3 separate regions of the Homo sapiens genome follow, and all the other regions are linked to region 2. The links are chromatin contacts, found by Hi-C or POLR2A ChIA-PET in ENCODE. All regions are on one chromosome and are shown on one strand. The core of a region is the stretch at or near the end of the contact, and the rest is flanking DNA. Distances in the headings are between cores, read along the strand shown.

Region 1 (4,630 bases), core at 2,100-4,599, 37 kb after region 2:
TCATCCCTTCTGGGATTGTATTTCCATCCCTTCTGGGGCTATACATCCATCTACTCATGCACAACCTATGGCTGTGTTTGAGAAACAATGGACTATTCAAAACAGCATGTAGTTTGTAGTGATTCTTTCCAAAAACGACTCTTCTAGATTTCAGCTGCATAGCAGAAAACCCTAAACTGTCTTAGAAAATCATACGTTGTTTTGCTTTGCTTCCATGGAAAGTCTTCATAGGATTATATGACTGAACAGGACACCCATATCTGTCTCCCCTGGAATTAATTTCGAATCAAAATTGTTTTTTTAAAAAAGGGGATTAAGAAACTTGTGGTGCTTAGATAAAATTCTTTCCTAAGAAATTGTTTCTGATGTTAACACCGTACCTCCAGAAGCATTGGAACAGAATTGGTTGATCAAGTCGGCTTCCCAGGGCACATCCTCGGACGATGCTGTGAGGATATGTGGGTGTTTCAGAATAGGGCGGAATCCTGACAGTGTCCCCACTTGGCTGCCTGTTTTCCTATGTAATCCAACATGGTAAATCATCCTCAAAACCTTTTATTTTTGGATTTCCCATATGTTCAAATGTGAGTACTCTGCACAGCAGTCCCACCGTGGACACCCACTGAACATCTGCAGTGCGCCAGGCTCTCCTGAGTGCTCTGTGTCATAAACATGTTTCTTTCTATCACACAAGTGTCACGCTTCATATCAGAGGAAGGACCACCAAATACTTATGATTACTGAAGATACAATCAAGTGGAAGACCTAAAGCAAATTCTGAAAATAGAAGTATAAGCAAAGGCATAATTCATCAATGTGCCGCTTATTGCTTCTGCCTCCACTGAGCATACTTCTATCTTATACCATATGCCTTAATTTGATCCCAAACAGCAATTTGCACATGCTCATTCTTCTAACTACTAACAAGCCACTGTAACATTTACTCATTTCCCCTTTTAGACTGAAGCCTCCCCCACATGCACAAATCTTTCCAATTACTGTAAAAACTTCAGTTATCTGAGCGATGTGTCCACAGGCCTTCAACGCCATCCATCTTGGATTGACCTTGTCCTCATTCTTATCATTCTTTGCTCCTAATCTCCTCAGTTGTGGGGTTAATATCTCTTTTGTAGATTATGGCACCAATTGCATGTTCTGGAAAAGGCAACTGGGAGTCCAATCAGTTGCAGCTGTGCAAACTGTAGCTCAGCTGATCCGGCTGTGAACAGCAGCAAAGAAGCAGGGAAACAGAGAAACGGTAGAATGGTCCTGAGTCCACACGAACCCAGGCTGTACTTGTTGGTGGTTCAGGGTCTATCCTGTGTATATAGATCTCCCAATAGTCTGCATCTGGTTTTTGCACCAAGGCAGGGTTTGATGAGGATTGATTGAAAAGAATAACAGCTTTAAAGGCCAGTACTAGAGCTTTTGCAAATATTCACTGTGTCCTGCCCCATCCTTCTGAACACATCTGAAGGATAACTCTGTAAAGGAAACAGTACCAGTAGAACAACTTCACTCCCACGAATTTGCCTTTCCAACTGGGTAAGTCAGTTAGGAGTGAATTGATTCCGCTTCTATCTTTTCGGTGCACTTGCTTAAACTTATAGTCCTGCTAGCTACAGAAAGTAGTAACTTAAGCACTTTAACTAAAACTTGTGATTGCCTCCTTCATTTTCCCATATGCACTGTGGGAAAGCCCCATGACGTCAGCTGCAATAAGCCAAGGAATGATTAGCAGGCCAGTTCTGTGGCTTGACAAGCTCCCCAGTAATTAGCCCCCTGACACCACTGCCATTTCACGCACCATATTGTCTCCCTGTAATGGGCCTGCTTAAAATCAGAGCTTATTCGCTACTTGGAGAAAATAACACTATGGGTCCCTATTAGCTCTTAATAACTGAGGTTAAATAATTCCATGAGGTGTTCTGTAAGGAGTGCCTTGTGGGAGTTAACAGGTACAGGTGAGAAGCATGAGCCCCAGGTGAGACTTTCCAGTGGGAAACCCTGGGTATCTAGGCCTCGGCCAAGTGCTACAGAGACCCTGCGTGCCCAGTAGGGAGGGTCAGGACAGAGACGGGTGAGCTGCTGGGAGTGCAAGCCCCGCGGCAAACGCTGCTCTTGCTCCCGAAGTCCACCCCTGCTCACTACCACACTGATGCTGGGCTGACCCCCACTACAGTCCAGGCTGTTTTCCACCTCTTCTAGAACACTCAAGAAATAAAGGTGGGGCTGCATTTCTCAAGGAGAATTGAGAAGGCAAAAAGTGCAGTGAGATCCCCACTCAGTAAGTGTGTGTTCTGGGTTTGCAGCCTCAGCCTTCAGGAGCAGAAAGAAAACCCAAACTTCTAGCCATTAACAGGCCATGCTCCCCCCATGCCACCCCACCGGGGTCAGTGTGATCGTCACAAAAATACCTCTAGCCAGAACCCAGGAATAGTTTGTTAGGACTCATGCCTCCTTATACATTTCTGTATGCCTCCCTTCCCACAGCCCATCCCCACACTCCCCATCCCTAAACCACAACCTCATACTCCGATGCATTTCTGTCTTCCTTTTTTTATTTTTTTCTTTTTCTTTCTTTTTGAGACAAGGTCTCACTCTGTTGCCCAGACTGGAGTGCAGTGGCATGATCATGGCTCACAACAGCCTTGATCTCCCGGGCTCAAGCAAGCCTCCCACCTGAGCCTCCCAAGTAGCTGGGACCACAGGTGGTGCCACTGAGCCAGCTAATATTTTAATTTTCTTTGTAGAGATGGAGCTTTGCTGTGTTGCCCAGGCTGGTCTCAGACTCCTGGGCTCAAGTGATCCTCCTGCCTCAGCCTCCCAAAGTGCCGGCATTAGAAGCATGAGCCACCACACCCGGCTGGATTTCTGTCTTATTCCTCACCACAGTCAACACAGCTGATGATCTGGGTGGGATACGTGAGCCACTTTTAGGTGATTGAAGTTGAAGTTGTCTCACCTAGGTGGGTATTTTTATTTTTTGTTTTACATTCTATTTTTGTTCCAATAGACTAATTGGGCATATACATTTTATAAACAGGTCGATTTACCTGGCTATTCTTTAACACAATTTTTATCATTCATAGTGATATGATCTGATTCACTTGCATGATGAAAGCATTGATCACTGGAGTCATTACAGAAGGGGCATCAAGCTGTAGCTTTTATTCTCTCCAGTTATCAAGTTCTTATCAGATTTAAATGCCTGAAACAACAAGGATATGCCCTTGGCTTTGTTTTTACTTCCCTTTGTGCTGCCCTCTTACACTCTGTGGCTGAGATCATCGTGTTTATAGCCAAGTCTCTGCCAGACCTTGCCCAGGGCGGCCCCTCCTGGCTCTCTGACTTCCTCTGTCGTGTTTCTGGACTCTTCTGTTGCAGACGCACTGGCCTTCTTCTTGCCCTCACTCCCGTGTTTCCCTAGCCCTGCCCTCTGACCTCTGTGTGCCACCTTCTCAGGAACACCTGTTACTTATTAGACACTCACCAGGGAACCATGACCCACACATGGAGAGCTCTGACCTTCTGGAACCCAGCGAGCTTGTTCCTGCCTTAGGGCTCTGGCGCTGCTTCCACCCACCCCCTACACCCGTGCCTGGAGTCCTTCCTCCACCTCCCAACTCCATGTTCACATCTCTGTCTCATGGCCACTTGGCTCTGCCCCAAGTCAATCTCTTGTCCTTTGCAATGCTTACTTTTTCTTCATGACACTTACTGCCACATGAAATTAAATATTCACTTGTGTATTTGTCATCTCAATTCCAGCCAAAAAATTTTTCTGTCTTGTTCACTACTATGCCTCCAGCTCTTAGAACAGTGACATCTATAGTGAATGCTTTAAAAATATATATGGAATAAATAAGTAAAAGAGGGCTGTGCTTTCCTCTCCACAGTCATTGACACCGTCCTTGACGGGAGCTTTTCTGGGAACAGTGGGGAGAACATTAGACCAGAGTCTTTAACCTTCTAAACCTATACCTCTTCTTGATAAACTAACAAACAAACAAAAATTCAAATTCATGTCCCTCTGCAGAGCCTGAAGCTGGGTGTGGAGGAGAAAGGGCGGGGGATGACGTAGGGCCCCTATCAAAAATCTGCAGGGGCAGGTGAGAATTTTTTATCACAAGGAGTCTTGAGTCCCAGCCCCTCAAATCATTTTCCCTAAATATTCCTTCCTTTTGGTAGGAGTAGGATAAGAGTGTGTGAGAAGTGTTCCGTTTTGGTAGCTTGTCTTTCCTAGTGTAAAATGAAAGACCATTGGGTATTTATGGAGAGAGCCCACTGCACAGAGAAGCATAAATCCATCCATGTCCCAAGCTATATGTGCTAAACGTAGCCACACAGGAAGAATCACTTCCTCCACTACAGAAAATAGCAGCTCCCTATTTTAAATGTGCTTCTCATTGGCTGTAGGAGTAGCAGTAATTCATCTTCTATAGACCTGAGTTTTAGTTTTGTGAACTGATGTATAAAGGAAACCAGGTTTGGGCCTGTCCTGGGCTCCTTAGATCTCAGAGGCAGGAGATCATACCCTTATGCCCATGCTGTCTACTTCTAATTCCAGTATTAACTGGGCATGGCAACGGTAGGAATGCAGAGAAAAGAGGAATATCAAGTATTATTG
Region 2 (4,867 bases), core at 1,715-4,214:
CCTGGACTGAGGAAGCAGTAGACCAAGAAGTGCTGAAGGAGAGAGAGGCAAGAACTGAATATGGAACTACCATTCGACCCAGCAATCCCACTACCAGGTAGATATCCAAAGGAAAATAAATCCTTCTACCAAAAGGACACATGCACGTGTATGTTTATTGCAGCACTGTTCACAATAGCAAAGACATGGAATCAATCTAGGTGCCTATCAGCAGTGGGCTGGATAAAGAAATATGGTGCATACACACCATGGAATACTACACAGCCATAACAATGAAATCATGTCCTTCACAGCAACATGGATGCAGCTGGAAGCCATCATCTGAAGCAAATTAACGCAGGAAACAAAAACCAAATGCCACATGTTGTCACTTATAAATGGGAGCTAAACAGTGGGTACACGCAGACATGAAGATGGCAACAACAGACTCTGGGGACTACTAGAGAGGGGATGGAGGGAGGGGACAAGGGTCGAAAGACTAACTGTTGGGTACTGTGGTGCTCACTACCTGGGTGATGAGATCACTCATACCCCAAAACCTCAGTATCACACACAATATATTCATGTAGCAAACCTGCACATGTAACCCCAAATCCAAAAAGTTGGAAACAAGGAAAGAGAGAGAAGAAACCATATTTAAATGTATATAGGAAGTAGAAACAAGAAAATATGATTATCAGCTGGATTTGGACAGTTAAGAAAAAGAGACAGGATAAATTTCTGGATTTCTAGTTTGGTTGACTGGGTAGATTTCAGTGCCATTCATCTCAATGTGGATTAAAAAAATAAGAAAATTTGAGGAGAAAGGTATGTGTTCATTTGGGGTTCATGACAATTTTTTGGTACTTGTGGAACATCTGGATAGAAATGTACAGTAGTTACTTAAAACTTCAGTTTTGAAGTTCAAGAGATCTCTAGACTACAAATAGATTTGGGAGTGATTAGCATAAGGTTGGTAGTAGAAGCCATTGAGGAGATGAGATTGTCCATAAACAGAATGTACAATAAAAACAGAATATAAACAATTATAAAGTATTAGGGAATAAAAGCATGTAAGGGCAAGTTAGAGGAAGAGGAACCCAAATGAGAATCCAGGCTGGATTCCCCAAGAAATAGAAGGAGATGTTGGCCGGGCGCAGTGGCTCACCCCTGTAATCCCAGCACTTTGGGAGGCCAAGGCAGGCAGATCACTTGAGGTCATGAGTTCAAGATCAGCCTGACCAAAATGGTGAAACCCCCCTCTCTACTAGAAATACAAAAAAAATTAGCTGGGTGTGGTGGCATCCGCCTGTAATCCCAGCTACTTGGGAGGCTGAGGCGGAGAATCACTTTAACCCAGGAAGCAGAGGTTGCAGTGAGCTGAGATTGCACCACTGCACTCCAGCCTGGGCAACAGAGTGAGACTCTGTCAAAAAAAAAAAAAAAAAAAAAGAAGAAGAAGAAGGAGGAGGAGGAAGAGGAGGAGGAGGAGAAGGAGAAGGAGAAGACAGAATAGGAATGTGGAAGTTAAAAGGCCAAGTTTCCATTGGAATTACCTTCAACACTATGTGATCTCTCAAAGTCATGATTTCTTTATCTAACAGTAGCCAGGCATTGGATAAATGGTAACAAATGTCAGGTATTATTATAAAGTAGAAATAACTCAAGAGGCAACTACAAAAGTAAACAACTTTAATGAAAGTTACATTTCTATACGGATTATAAAGCCATTATAGGTAAGGTTACTGAAAAGAAAGGCTTCGTTTTACCAAAGCAGATTGACTACTAAAATGCCCTGTGTTTGATTCCCTGAAACTAGTTCAACAGAGAACTGTCACCTACTAAGTACCATTGTCCACACCAAAGCCCAAGGGATCAAAGCCTCTCAGTTTAAGCCATTAATGTTTATGAGTATGATTTGATAAAAGTGTCATGACCAAGGCCAAATACGTTCATTTTTGAAATACAATGAAGTTAGATTAACCTCCTGAGGCCATAAAATGTTTCCTCTGGGTCCCATGGAAGAGCCTTACATTCCAATACTTTTGTAAGTCAGAGAGAAGACAACGTGAAAATGAACAAAACTTAGGGTGCAGATGGCTCCATAAGATGGTCCATCACCTCCAAAGATTCTCCCATTAGACTCCATAACCTGGAAGCATTTCCTTCTTTGGGGGAAAAAGCATCCCAGCCATCTGAAGTTATTTCCAGTAATATGTTGCAAAGTTAGTCATTTTGTCTTTTGAGACACTGGTTTAAAACTTTGTGGTCTGATGATTACTGTACACGCTCTTCTTCGCAATGGCAGCCTTCCGGATACAAAGGGTCAAGCTTGTTTGTGTGGTTGGCTCACTGTCACCTAAGAACTTCCCATTATTGGTTGTACTTTAAAGTCATGATAATGAATGGGACCTCCCAGCCCAAAAAATCAAAATCTCCCTTTAGTTCTGATAAGCTAGGAAAAGTTAACTTAGCATAAGTAATTTAGGGAGAAGGATGGAAAAAGAAGAGTGCCATTTCGTTAGACCAACATTGGAAATAATTAACGTAACATGAGAGAGTTAATGTTTCTGAATATGCACACTGTCTTTCTTCTGAGCAGATCAACTTTCTTTTGAGGTAAAGACAAAGTCATCGATGCACTATTTTGGTGTTTATTTAATGAGCGTTTCTGCATCCGGAGCACATGGGCATATAGTAACCTTTATATTGATAGCGGAGGGCTCTGTTCTATAAGTGGGCAAGATAAAACAGTTCATTTCCTTATATTTTGTGTGTTATTAATGTATGCATTGTTTTATCAGGAATGACTCACCAGAGAAGAACTATTCAATTCCTTCTGAATGATGTTTCACTTTGAAATTTGGGAATTGTGCCTTATTTCATAACGAGTGGCCAGAGTGAATGATTGTTGCAATGATGCCTCATTTCCCCATTCAGCCAGCAGACGCTCATTTTTCAAAACGCCGGACTTTCACTTCTTCTTTGAATATACACCATTTATGAAACAGCCACTCCCGTCACTGCCCTGATAACATTTGGAATGGCATCATCATTTATGTTGGCAATATCATTGCTCTGGGTCAGGTTGCAAAATAGTCAAAGAAACACATTTGTCATCTAATGCGCAAGTTCTAAAGAGAAGTGAACTTTAGGTTATAAATGCTTCCAGCTACGATTCTCTTTTTCTAAAAAAGATCTTAAAAGGAAAACGAATTTTTCAGTTTGTTTGTTGGTTGAAATTTTTGGCATTGGTATTATAAAGCGATGCAGCTGGAATCACCATAATAGCACGTAACACATGGAAAATATTACCTTGACCTGGCAAACTATTTTCATGTTTGACCACTACTTGAAGGATCCATAGGGCACATTTCTAGAACAATTTTTTTCTTTTACTTTTTTATATTAAAAAATACAGACAGGGCCTCACTATGTAGCCCAGGCTGGTCTGGGCTCAAGAGTTCCTTCCACGTAGACCTCCCAAAGTGCTAGGATTACAGGTGTGAGCCACACTGCACCCAGCCTAGTTTATCTTTTGTAACAGTAAAATGCAATAAGAGATTTACTTTCGATGTTATATTCTAGATCTGTCTTAATTTGGTTTCTCCCTCAGTGCAGCTGCAAAAAGTGGTTGCTTATCACATTCTCAGGGTTTAGTATTATTAAGAATAGTTTTTGGCTGTTATATATTAAGTAATTCCATACAAGCTTTAAGAATAGATGCAATCGTACACAATGCTACTAAGAGGACACTTAGAATATAGGGAATATCTTTACAATTTGAGGACATCAAGATGGATGTACATGAATGTAATGTGTAAATGTATGTTTTTTAAAATCCACATTTCTCTAATTACTAGTGAGATCGAGCATTTTGTCATATGCTTGGTGATATATAAAGTTACTTTCCTGTGAATTTATATATTTATTTTCTTATGATTCCCTCTTTATAGGCTTTGACCATTTTTTATTGTGTTGGTTTCATTATTTTTATTCATAATTTAAATATTATGCATGTGAACCCTTTTTGCTGCTTAGTGTTGCAAATATGTTCTTATACACAATGACTATTTTTCTTAACATTGTTGACAGGATCTTTGGCTGAACAAAAGTTTTAAATTTTCATGTACTTCCATTCATTAACCTTTCTCTTTATGGCATCTAAGTTTACCACGATGCTTCTAAAGTCTTTCTCTACCATATTCCTTTGCATTTCTTTAGGCCTTCTTTATTGCCTTCCATAAGGCTTTATAGGTTTTTTTATTCATAAAACATTGATAAATTTCTCTTTAAATTGTTTAAGTATAGAAATTGAGATTATAAAATATAATCTATATTGTATTGGAGAACTTTAAGTTTTTAAAATATTATTTTTCATCTATATGCTTAGTAGGAATTCATTTTTCCCCAAGTGGAGGCAAAAAAGGTCTAACTCCATTATTAAATACTTGATCTTTTCCTTGCCTATTCCAACTGCCACGTTTGCAATATATTATATTCAAACACATACTTAGTTCTGTTTCTGGAGTCCTTATTTCATTCTACTGCTTTGTCAGTTCCTTTACTAACATGACCCATTTTCATCATTGCAGCTATAAAGTATAGCTGAGGCCGGGCATGGTGGCACACTCCTGTAATCCCAGCACTTGGGGAGGCCAAGGTGGGCAGATCCCTTGAGGTCAGGAGTTCAAGACCAGCCTGGCCAACATGGTGTAACCCCTTCTCTACAAAAATACAAAAATTAGCTGGGCTTGATGGCATGTTCCTGTAATCCCAGCTGCTCTGGAGGCTGAAGCAGGAGAATCGCTTGAACCCAGGAGGCAGAGATTGCAGTGAGCTGAGATCGCACTACTGCACTCCAGCCTGGGCAATAAAGCAAGACTCC
Region 3 (4,799 bases), core at 805-3,304, 47 kb before region 2:
GCCTCAACATATGAATCAGGAGGAAAACAATTCAGTCCATAGCATCTGATACTATTTTCTATCTTTGAGTATAATAGCTCATGGAAGGGTCGTGATGCACCTCAGCCATGAAGAAGAAACTATGAGTAAATGCATTTTAAGTGATTAAAATATGAATTCTGAGCATTATTTTTACCAGCAATGTGCCTGCTGCTGGAATTTGCTTTGATAGCATGGTGAGGATCCGACAGTTTCCATCTCCTGCTGACTTCAGCTCTTAGCTCAGTGGCTAAGCGGCTGTTACTGACAGGTCTAGAGCATATTCGTGGATCGAGCTCACCTTACGTGTCTGCTTCCTCCTGGGCTGTCACTCAGCGCATGTTCCCTCTCTTTAGGGCCTCTTAAGAGAACACACTACCTGAATCCTACCAATGGAATGTTACAATTATTAGAAACATTTTTCATATACAGTACTCATGAAATCATTAAGTTTTCATGTAGTTTTTACAATTGTAAAAGTTTGTCATTTGTATCTCATTTGATTATTAAACAGCCCCTTTGTATACCGGAGAATCTGTTGCATTAATGACAGGTCATGGGCAGAACCAAAAGCCCAGGACTTCACACTCCACAACCAGAATGTTTTCCATAGTATTAAATGCCAGTGAGAAATGAGAAGAGAAGAGTTGTTCCCTCCAAATCTTCACTATGGAAGATTTCCCAGGACAATCTTGAGTCTACAGTTCTGAGTGCTTTGCCTGTCTTAATCACAAATTAATTTCTCTCTCTCTATGTCTGCATTAGAACCCAGAACAGAGATACAGAAGGGCGATATCAGTAATCAATGCTGGTGATAATGTTTGCTTGGGGCTGCTGGGGAAACCTGGCTACTAATTGGCAATAACTCAGTGGGCGATGTTGGTCCTTAACTCCTTAATCGTATTAGCCCTTTGACCATCGGATAGCATCTCTTTAAGACTGGCCCAATCCTGCGGCTCTGCTCATTCCACCTGCTCATTCCTCCCAGCACTGCCAGATGTCCAACGAGATCATACAATACAAGGATAACAAATTTTTTTGTGGGTTTTGGTTGGTATATATGAGGAGAACCTTTGTGTTTTATTTGGATAATTTGTATTCAACAAGCCCTGGAACCCTAAGAAAATAGGTGATGTGCCTATCTATCTATCTCCCGGTCTAGCTACCTGGGAGGCTGAGGTGGGAGGATCGCATGGGCCCAGGAGTTGGGAGTCCAGCCTGGACAACATAGTGAGACCCTCATCTCTAAAAATAAACAAACAAATAAATAATACAAGTAAATTTAAAAATAGAAAACAGGCCAGGCGCGGTGACTCATGCCTGTAATCCCAGCACTTTGGGAGGCCAAGGTGGGCAGATCACGAGGTCAAGAGATCGAGACCATCCTGGCCAACATGGTGAAACCCCGTCTCTACTAAAAATACAAAAATTAGCTGGGCGTGGTGGTGGGCGCCTGTAGTCCCAGCTACTCAGGAGGCTGAGGCAGGAGAATCGCTTGAACCCAGGGGGCGGAGGTTGCAGTGAGCCAAGATCATGCCACTGCACTCCAGCCTGGCAACAGAGAGAGACCCTGTCTCAAAAAAAAGAAAAGAGAAAAGAAAACAGATGAGGACAAGGGAGAAAATATATTTTTAAATAAGTGTTTAGCTTAGTTTCCAATAAGAAAATCTCTGTGTCTGTTTCAAGGAATTTGGGGGTTTCTTCCTGGCTTTTCATGACATCCATCTCCCCTGTCACTTAGGACACTCAGTGGGTGTCTCTGTGATCCTCTGGATCCTGGCTAGAATGAGTTATATATGTCCACGGAGTCTTACACTCATGCCAATTTGGAAGTAAGTGAGTAACTCACAAGGGAAATTGGCTTCAGTTACATTCTCCCTGACCAATAAATAAGTATTCATTGGATCGTTTGCATCTCTAAGATATTCCATATTCTTCAGGATGCTGACTCCATCACACAGGAATGAATGCCTAAGGCTTCGCAGTGGGAGATAAGTGGGAGAGAAGCTGCTTTGCAGAAGTCAGGCGTGGTGCGAGAGGAAACCAGTGACGCACTTTTTCTCCTCCATATGTTATCAGATTAGCCAGATCCTATGTGCTGAGAACTGGCAGAGCTTCCTCCGCTGCTGAATAGATTGAGCAGTAACTCCCAGCCACACAGCCACCTTGATAATTAGGTGACATTTCTGCCAACTTCTGCAATCTGCCCTCTAGGGGGGCAGTGGGCCAAGTCACACCTTTGTGGCTACGTATGGTCCCACATGAATGACTCAATCCCATTGTTTTATGTCAGCCTTTCCTGTCCCACACAAAAGCCCCGAGTGTGAGAAGCTCTCTTTATACATAGAGGAACCTTCCACCTTCAGCCCCATGGTCAGTGCTGACTGACAGCATCCTGGGTGGGTTCTCCACGGGACCCTTTCCAGGTGCCATTCCCCATTGCTATAGTCAAGTTCAACAAGGTAGTAAGAGCAAGACTTTGACACGGAGAGTTTTGAAGTCAGAAATAAATGAATCCATGCCTATAATTGAGATGGGCTTTGAACATGTATCACAATAATGCACACTGTCAGCTGCACTGAGTCTCTTCTGTATATGTTCTGTCCTAGCTAACAAGTTTCCTGCCTCATCACTGACCTCCAAGCTGTCACCTTCCATGCTGCCACAGTTAGAGAAGGGTTAAAGGAAGTTGTGCAGCCAAACAGGAGAGTCTGAGGGCAGGTGGAACTAAGAGACAACTGGGACCTAGCCAGCCAGGCCCTTCTTGACAAAGGAGAAGGGAGGAGACGTGCAGAGTTAGGAATGAAGCATTTAAGTATATGTGGTGTCCTCGTTCATTCATGGGTTCATTTGTTCAGCTGGTACTTAACCTTGCTGTGTACCAGGCACTGTGCTGGACACTGGGGATACCACAGTGAACAAAACAGGCAGTAGCCCCTGCCCTTACAGAGCTTGCATCCTAGTAGGGAAGACAAAAACCAGCAAGACAGATAAGTGACATAAAGAGCAAGGAAGACTAGGATAACGGCTAAGAAGGAAAAAGTTAAGCAGGAGGAGGTGCTGTTCAGAGAAAGTGATTACGAAAGGCCACACTCACAAGGGGATAGTGTCAGGGGGTCGCAGAGTGGGGCATGCAGCTGTGCAAGGGGAAAGTGAGTCAGACAGAAAGCAGCAAGTCCTGGAGGTGTGCCTGGTGTGCAGGAGGCCATGCAGGAGAGCAGGGGTGGCCACAGCAGAGAGCGCAAAGAGAGAGCTAGGCTCAAGAAGGCAGGAGGGAAGGGAGCCAGACAGCATGGGCCACGGGGAGCACTTCGAGTTGTACTCTAAGTGACATGGGACTCTAACAGCCTTGGGTGGAGGACCAGCACTTTAAGGGGATAAATCTGGCTGCTCTATCAAGAAGAAATTGGAAGGGGGAAGAATGGAAGTCAATACTTTGGGTTGTACTCTGAGTGACACGGGGACTCTGACAGCCTTGGGTGGAGGAGCAGCACTTCAAAGGAATAAATCTGGCTGCTCTATCGAGAAGAAATTGGAGGGAGGCAAGGATGGAAGTCAGGGAAAGCCACACAGCCCTCCGGGACAGTGAGAGTGAGAACAGGGTGGGGCAGTGGACAGGTATGTGCCCATCCTGAGGGCAGGGCTGGCAGGGTGCATTCACGGATCAGACATGGGCTGTGGAAGAAAACAGAGCTGGCCATTGGATCACATGGATGACTCTGGAGAGGCCATATGGAACCGTGGTGTGCTGAAACAGTCCTTCTCAGAGAGAGAGGGCAAGCAATTCATCTGCTAATTCCTCCTGGTCTCCTGCCTTTCATTGGTCGAGTCGTATTCCATGGGATATTAACAGCGCCGCACTTGTGAGCTGTGATACTTACTGAGGGCCTTGAGACTCCTAGTGAAAAAGCCTCCACAGGCCCAGCGGCTCAATGGGGTTGGGCAAACCCGTCCCTGAGGGAGGTCGAGACACCAGCAGTGCCGCAGGTGGAGGAAGAAGCACGGTGGCCAGGCTTCACAGATGGCAGCAGCATGAGCCATCCTGAGGCTGCTCTGTCCAGGAAGCAGGGCCAGAGTCCAAGGCTGAGGGGTCAGGCAGGACCAACAGGATCTGGAAGGTACATGCACAAGCCCCAGTACATTATTCCAGCAGTTCAGCTAACACAGGCTCAATCTGGGCTGACACAGGTGCCCAAAGAAGCTGGCCTGTATGGTGAGGTGTGGCCGCAGATGGTGGTGCCACACATTGTCAGGTTAGTGGGACCATCCCATTCCTTCTGGTCTGCAGTGGAGGCCAAGACAGCAAATGGAATTGCAGAGCTCAAGGTCCAAACTCCATGCAGAAGGGGTTGAGAGAAGGGAAGTAAGAGGTCAAAGTTTCCATCAAAGAGATCAGTATGACGCCAAGGCAGATGTCCCATCATAATATCTTTTTTTTTTTGAGATGGAGTCTCGCTGGAGTGCAGTGGTATGATCTTGGCTCACTGCTGCAATCTCTACCTCCTGGGTTCAAGCAGTTCTCCTGCCCCAGCCTCCCAAGTAGGTGGGATTACAGGCCATGCACCACCATGCCTGGCTAATTTTTGTGTTTTTAGTAGAGACAGGGTTTCACCATGTTGGCCAGGCTGGTCTTGAACTCCAGGCCTCAAGTGATCCATCTACCTCAGCCTCCCAAAGTGATGGGATTACAGGTGTGAGCCATCGTGCCCAGCCCCATCATAATATCTTAAGTACCCACAGCTGGAGTTAGGGAAGAGGGCTGCTGCCCTGCAGGCCCGTGA

Evidence for each region. Hi-C counts contacts between places; a loop is a spot of excess contacts on that map. ChIA-PET counts read pairs that join two places held with the same protein, here RNA polymerase II (POLR2A). Pooled maps may share reads with other maps.
Region 1: a map of endothelial cell of umbilical vein shows a loop between it and region 2 (8-fold over the local background). The contact joins two enhancer-like sites. A Hi-C loop is called at or near these places in 7 of 168 maps with a recorded cell type or tissue (A673, CD14-positive monocyte, Calu3 and 3 more) and 4 of 50 pooled maps. POLR2A ChIA-PET finds 5 or more read pairs at or near these places in 4 of 52 experiments (H1, OCI-LY7, PC-9 and 1 more).
Region 3: a loop to region 2 is called in a map of endothelial cell of umbilical vein, with 9 times the contacts of the local background. The contact joins two enhancer-like sites. A Hi-C loop is called at or near these places in 1 of 168 maps with a recorded cell type or tissue (endothelial cell of umbilical vein), 1 of 37 single-sample maps with no recorded cell type and 1 of 50 pooled maps. POLR2A ChIA-PET finds 5 or more read pairs at or near these places in 3 of 52 experiments (AG04450, PC-9 and Panc1).

The regions. Positions count from the first base shown.
Region 1 is chr18:3,709,795-3,714,424 of GRCh38, reverse strand. The region is part of intron 7 of DLGAP1 (DLG associated protein 1); the gene reads left to right. Among named protein-coding and RNA genes, the nearest start is that of DLGAP1-AS6, 59 kb to the right of the region's middle. Within about 2 kb of position 3,349, at least 15 of the 41 ENCODE cell types and tissues checked have a DNase peak (open chromatin) inside an H3K27ac peak, as active enhancers do; they include CD14-positive monocyte and endothelial cell of umbilical vein, where a contact is called at or near this core.
Region 2 is chr18:3,745,713-3,750,579 of GRCh38, reverse strand. The region is part of intron 5 of DLGAP1 (DLG associated protein 1); the gene reads left to right. Among named protein-coding and RNA genes, the nearest start is that of DLGAP1-AS6, 95 kb to the right of the region's middle. Within about 2 kb of position 2,964, at least 3 of the 41 ENCODE cell types and tissues checked have a DNase peak (open chromatin) inside an H3K27ac peak, as active enhancers do; they include CD14-positive monocyte and endothelial cell of umbilical vein, where a contact is called at or near this core.
Region 3 is chr18:3,792,131-3,796,929 of GRCh38, reverse strand. All of the region lies in intron 5 of DLGAP1 (DLG associated protein 1), which reads left to right. Among named protein-coding and RNA genes, the nearest start is that of DLGAP1-AS3, 84 kb to the left of the region's middle. Within about 2 kb of position 2,054, at least 5 of the 41 ENCODE cell types and tissues checked have a DNase peak (open chromatin) inside an H3K27ac peak, as active enhancers do; they include endothelial cell of umbilical vein, where a contact is called at or near this core.